Linked DNA regions of Homo sapiens: region 1 is linked to region 2. A link is a contact called in ENCODE Hi-C or POLR2A ChIA-PET data. All regions are on one chromosome and are shown on one strand. Each heading gives the region's core, a stretch centred on a gene start or an enhancer-like site at or near the end of the contact. The rest is flanking DNA. Distances are from core to core; before and after follow the strand shown. Region 1 overlaps PPTC7 (protein phosphatase targeting COQ7). Region 2 overlaps TCTN1 (tectonic family member 1).

The links. A loop is a pair of places that touch in the nucleus more often than their neighbours do. ChIA-PET counts read pairs that join two places held with the same protein, here RNA polymerase II (POLR2A). Pooled maps may share reads with other maps.
Region 1: a loop to region 2 is called in a pooled map, with 2.1 times the contacts of the local background. The contact joins two enhancer-like sites. A Hi-C loop is called at or near these places in 1 of 168 maps with a recorded cell type or tissue (B cell) and 1 of 50 pooled maps. POLR2A ChIA-PET finds 5 or more read pairs at or near these places in 4 of 52 experiments (Caco-2, MCF 10A, activated B cell and 1 more).

What each region holds. Positions count from the first base shown.
Region 1 is chr12:110,551,280-110,553,979 of GRCh38, forward strand. It overlaps PPTC7 (protein phosphatase targeting COQ7), which reads right to left. Exons shown (of 6, transcript NM_139283.2): 2 at 510-689. Among named protein-coding and RNA genes, the nearest start is that of PPTC7, 31 kb to the right of the region's middle. Within about 2 kb of position 1,307, at least 2 of the 41 ENCODE cell types and tissues checked have a DNase peak (open chromatin) inside an H3K27ac peak, as active enhancers do.
Region 2 is chr12:110,646,400-110,649,099 of GRCh38, forward strand. It overlaps TCTN1 (tectonic family member 1), which reads left to right. Exons shown (of 15, transcript NM_001082538.3): 13 at 797-937; 14 at 1,350-1,494; 15 at 2,644-2,700. The coding sequence ends at 1,493. It overlaps HVCN1 (hydrogen voltage gated channel 1), which reads right to left. Exons shown (of 8, transcript NM_032369.4): 8 at 2,287-2,700. Among named protein-coding and RNA genes, the nearest start is that of TCTN1, 34 kb to the left of the region's middle. RefSeq lists an enhancer at 1,605-1,664. Within about 2 kb of position 1,417, at least 4 of the 41 ENCODE cell types and tissues checked have a DNase peak (open chromatin) inside an H3K27ac peak, as active enhancers do.

The DNA of each region.
Region 1 (2,700 bases), core at 57-2,556, 95 kb before region 2:
TCCGAAGTGGCTGTACCTATCCACATTCCCTCCAAGCAGTACTACGTATTCTGGTTAGCCTATAGTTTCTCTTTTATTTTTTGGAGATGGAGTTTCACTCTTGTGGCCCAGGCTGGGGTGCAATGGCGCCATCTCGGCACACCGCAACATCCACCTCCCGGGGTTCAAGTGATTCTCCTGCCTCAGCCTCCCAAGTAGCTGGGATTACAGGCATGCGCCACCATGCCTGGCTAATTTTTGTATTTTTAGTAGAGATGGGGTTTCTCTATGTTGGTCAGGCTGGTCTCGAATTCCCGACCTCAGGTGATCTGCCCACCTCAGCCTCCCAAAGTGCTGGGATTACAGGCGTGAGCCACTGCGCCCAGCGGTTAGCCTATAGTTTCTCTATCACACTCTGCTTAGTAGGAAGAGCCTCAGAAAAAAGCTGGTCCGATAAATGATTTTCTTGGTTTTGTTTTTAACTATCTAGGGGGCTTCTTTAGAGGAAAACACATAAGATACCCACTTACCGAGCAAAGGGACTTTATTTTGCAGCAACTCACAGTAGCTTGTGGTGAGAATTCCAATGGGATTACTAGGTACGAACCGTCCTTCTTTTACTAAACGTTCACACGTCCGCATTAAAGTCCCTGAGAATTGAGATGGATCAACTCCATAGTCTCTCCAGCCTCCTACACCATCTGCAACCCCTGAAGAAAAAACAAAAATTACAGTAAAAGAACAATCTTACCAACTTCTCAGGAATTCTTACCTCTGTTTTCTCCTAACAGTTAATTTCACTACATGCTACTACATACATTCACTCCAAAATTCAGAATAAAAAGCACTCACGTTTAATGTATTCTACACTAACACTCCTAAGCCACATTCACTACTTAGAATTTGGCCTTTCATATATTGATGAATAAACTTTTGAGCTACCACAGGGTGGCATTGCCTACCAGCCAAGAGTTCAATTTCAGCAGGATTAGCATCTGTGTATAGACATATTTGTGTCATTAATACTTTGTCTTTTATAAGAATGAAAATTGATTTTTAAGCAAAGTGCTGATGCTAGTGACGATACAATTCAGTCAGAGCTGGAGATCACAAAGAACATCAAAAGCGGCAACCTTTTAACTCCAAACATTGGTCAATCGCTGGGAAATAAAGAACAAAACTGAGAACATATCCCATCCCCTCTCCTTCTACCCTGTAGAGGGCGGTACTGTACAATACAACAGCCATTCCTTACATGGTTACTGAGCACCCGAAATGAGGGAAGCCCAACTTGAGACATGCTCTAAGTATAAAACATACAGTGGGCCGGGCGCGGTGGCTCACGCCTGTAATCCCAGCACTCTGGGAGGCCGAGGCGGGCGGATCACGAGGTCAGGAGATCGAGACTGTCCTGGCTAACTCAGTGAAACCCCGTCTCTACTAAAAATACAAAAAATTAGCCAGGCGTGGTGGCAGGCGCCTGTAGTCCCAGCTACTTGGGAGGCTGAGGGAGGAGATTGGTGTGAACCCGCGAGGCAGAGCTTGCAGTGAGCCAAGATCGTGCCACTTCACTCCAGCCTGGGCAATGGGGCGAGACTCCGTCTCAAAAAAACAAACAAACAAACAAAACCACACACAGTGGATTTTGAAAACTTAGTATGAAAAAAAGTAAAATCTCTTTGGGAGGCTGAGGCAGGTAGATCACCTGAGGTCAGGAGATCGAGACCAGCCTGACCAACATGGTGAAACCCCGTTTCTACTAAAAATACAAAAAATTAGATGGGTGTGGTGGCAGGCAACTGAAATCCCAGCTACTCAGGAGGCTGAGGCTGGAGAATTGCTTGAACCTGGGAAGTGGAGGTTGCGGTGAGCCGAGATCGCGCCATTGCATCCCACCCTGGGCAACAAGAGTGAAACTCCATCGCTCTGTCACCAGGCTGGAGCAGTGGCGTGATCTCGGCTCACCGCAACCTCTCCGCCTCCTGGGTTCAAGGGATTCTCCTGCCTCAGCCTCCCGAGTAGCTGAGACTACAGGTGCGTGCCATCACGCCTGGCTTTTTTGTATTTTTAGTAGAGAAGGGGTTCACCGTGTTAGCCAGGATGGTCTCATCTCCTGACCTCATGATCTGCCAGCCTCGGCCTCCCAAAGTTCTGGGATTACAGGCATGAGCCACTGCGCCCGGCCCCCAAAATCTCTAATTTTTATATTCATTACTTACATACTGAAATTGTATTTTGGGCCAGGCATGGTGGCTCATGCCAATAATCCCAGCACGTTGGGAGGCCAAGGTGGGAGAATCACTTGGGCTCAGGAGTTCAAGACCTGCTTGGACAACACAGTGAGTCCCTGACTCTACTAAAAATAAAAAAATTAGCCAGGCATAGTGGTGTGCACCTGTAGTCCCAGCTACTCAGGAGGCTGAGGCGGGAGGACTGCTTGAGCCCCAGTGGTTGGGGCTACCGTGAGCCATGATTACGCCACTGCACTCCAGCGTGGGTGGATCAGCAAGACCTGGTCTCAAAAAATGAAACAGAAAAAGAATATTTTAGATATAATGCACCAAAGAGAATGCATTATCAAGACTGAGCTCACCTTTCTTTATTTACCTATTTTTTTTGAGACAGAGTCTCGCTCTGTCGCCCAGGCTGCTGGAGTACAGTGGCGTGATCTCAGCTCATGGCAACCTCTGCCTCCCAGGTTCAAGTGATTCTCCTGCTTCA
Region 2 (2,700 bases), core at 167-2,666:
TTTTTTTTAATGAAAAAATGTCAGACACACACAAAAGTAGAATAGTACCATGGAGTCCCCACGTACCCAGCCTGCAGCTTCAACAGTTACCACATTTGCCAACCGGAGAGACTGCCAAGGCAGGAAAAAGCCCTGGAAAGCCCACGGCCCCTTTTTCCCTTGGGTCAGAGGCCTTAGAGCTGGCTGCCAAAGCAGCCAACCAAAGGGGCAGCTCAGCTCCTTCGTGGCACCAGCAGTGTTCCTGATGCAGTTGAAGAGTTGATGTCTTTGACAACATACGGACACTGCCTGGATTACCTAGATGTCACATCTTAATTGCCAATTGATGAAATTAGGTAAATGAAAAGAAAGCACTTAAATTTCCCCTTAGAGCATTTTAACATGACATGCAATCAGGTTTTGTCTGCTAATAATTATTTCTCCCCCTCCATCCCTCCCACCAGTTTCTTTCCTGAAGTCTGTGAGGCCGCTATAAACAGGTAGATGAAGTTAGAGCAGTTATGGCCCTAAATGGTCCACAGTTGGGTATTGGCACTACCGCAGTTTCAGGTGATGTCGGCATTTTTAGAAATAGGAGGAGATGGAAAAATTACGCTTCAGCTGTTAAAAATATTTTTGGGGCATTGAGTTACTTTAAAACACGTATATTCTCTAAGCTGTTTTTATCTGAACTTGTAGAGTCTATTCATTTTCTTGTTCAGAACATTTTGTAATATGTGAAACCTTTTATAATTAAAACTCTGAACTGCAGATTAAGTCTGACTTGCAGTTTTGTAAGATTCTAATGGATTAACAGCATTTTGTTTTGCAGGATTCCTGCCAGCTCCCAGGGGCTTTGGTTATAGAAGTGAAGTGGACTAAATACGGATCCCTGCTGAATCCACAGGCCAAAATAGTCAATGTAACTGCAAATCTAATTTCATCCTCCTTTCCTGAGGTAGGCCTAACCTAGTTTAAAGGCATAGGTTAAGACAGAAGTCTAGACACAACTCAAGTGTGGTAGGTGACAGGTATTACTTTGTGAAAAAGATTATAATTTAAACCATGGGGGTTCATAAAATATTTCAGCAGTCATTCTTAGAAACACTGACGATGGTTCTACTTACATTAGCATTCTGGTTCAGATTGGATCTTTAAAATTCTCATGAAAATTATGATATTCACGTGTTAATCAGACACCCTGGTAAAATTGTTTCTCTCATCCAAGTTAATGGCCAATTAGTGCTCCAGGACCTATCAGATTCATGAACTGACAGTAGTTGGGTGAGGAAGAGAATGAAAAGTGTCTCATTGTTGTCATTCTGGGAGCACACTGGAGGGTGGGCCTTGCATCTCTCTGTTTATTACAGGCCAACTCAGGAAATGAAAGGACGATTCTTATTTCCACTGCGGTTACTTTTGTGGATGTGTCTGCACCTGCAGAGGCAGGCTTCAGAGCTCCACCAGCCATCAATGCCAGGCTGCCCTTTAACTTCTTCTTCCCGTTTGTTTGACGTAAGTGAGGAAACTACGCCCCTCCTCTGAGGTCATCCCCTTTGGAAAGTGTGCACGTGGGGCTAGAAGTCCCTAGGGGATACTGCATTTTATACTTTTTGAGGGTCTCGCTTTGTTGCCCAGGCTGGAGTGCAGTGGTGTGATCATGGCTCACTGCAGCCTTGACCTCCTGGGCTCAAGCAATCCACCCACCTCAGCCTCCTAATAGCTGGGACTACAGGTGCACACCACAACACCTGGCTAATTTTAATATAGTTTGTAGAGATGGGGTCTTGCTGTGTTGACCAGGCTGGTCTCAAACTCCTGGGCTCAGGTGCTCCTCCTGCCTCGGCCTCTGAAAGTGCTGGGATTACAGGTGTGAGCCACCATGCCTAGCCTTATTATACTTCTAACCTTTGAGGTTGCCTCCAAACCAGCACACTGCCCTTCTCCACTCCCTTCCTGCCTTTTTTCCTTTTGGAAATGTTATTCTATCTGACTTTTGAATGGGGAATATGCTTAACACATAGGTCATAGATGATAGAACCCAAAAAGTCTTTGGGGAGATGGTAAAGAACATGAACAGGACTTGAAGCAGCAGAGGCAAGGGGGATTTGGCCAGTTCATTCATCCCCTGCTTTGAGTTATTTATTTTAAAAATACTCAGTTCAGGTTTTTTCCTTTTTGGGTCCGGTTGAAATGAGTACAAAAAAATAGCAAAATATTAGATAAAATCATGCGAGAAGAGCACACAGCCCTTACAAGGGGATCTTCCCCCAAATACCTTGTTAATTATAGTGGAGTCTTGGGTCTAATTGCCATTTCTGCACCAGGCACTGTAGCTAGCTTGCTCTCCGACTGGCAGGCTGGTATGGGTGCCACAGAGGAAAGAATACAGTAGGAGGGTCCAGGGAAAAGAGAGAGTTTATTTTATACAGTAGTTGTTTTATTTTATACAGTAGTTGTACAGTAATTGAGGAAAAATGTTGTCAGGTGGCAGAAAACAATGGAGCCACCTAGAAGCTGGCTGATGCAGCTGGGGCACACAGAGGAGGGGCCTGGGTACCCCTTTTGGGGAAACTGAGACGAAGCTATTTAGAACAGCTTGAAAATAAGAGACTTTTCTAGAATGGGGTGGCAGCTAAAGTAGCTTCTTTTTCTTTCTTTCAGAATGCTCAGATGCATCAGTTCCTTAATATACACGTGAAATTTGAAAACTGTACATTC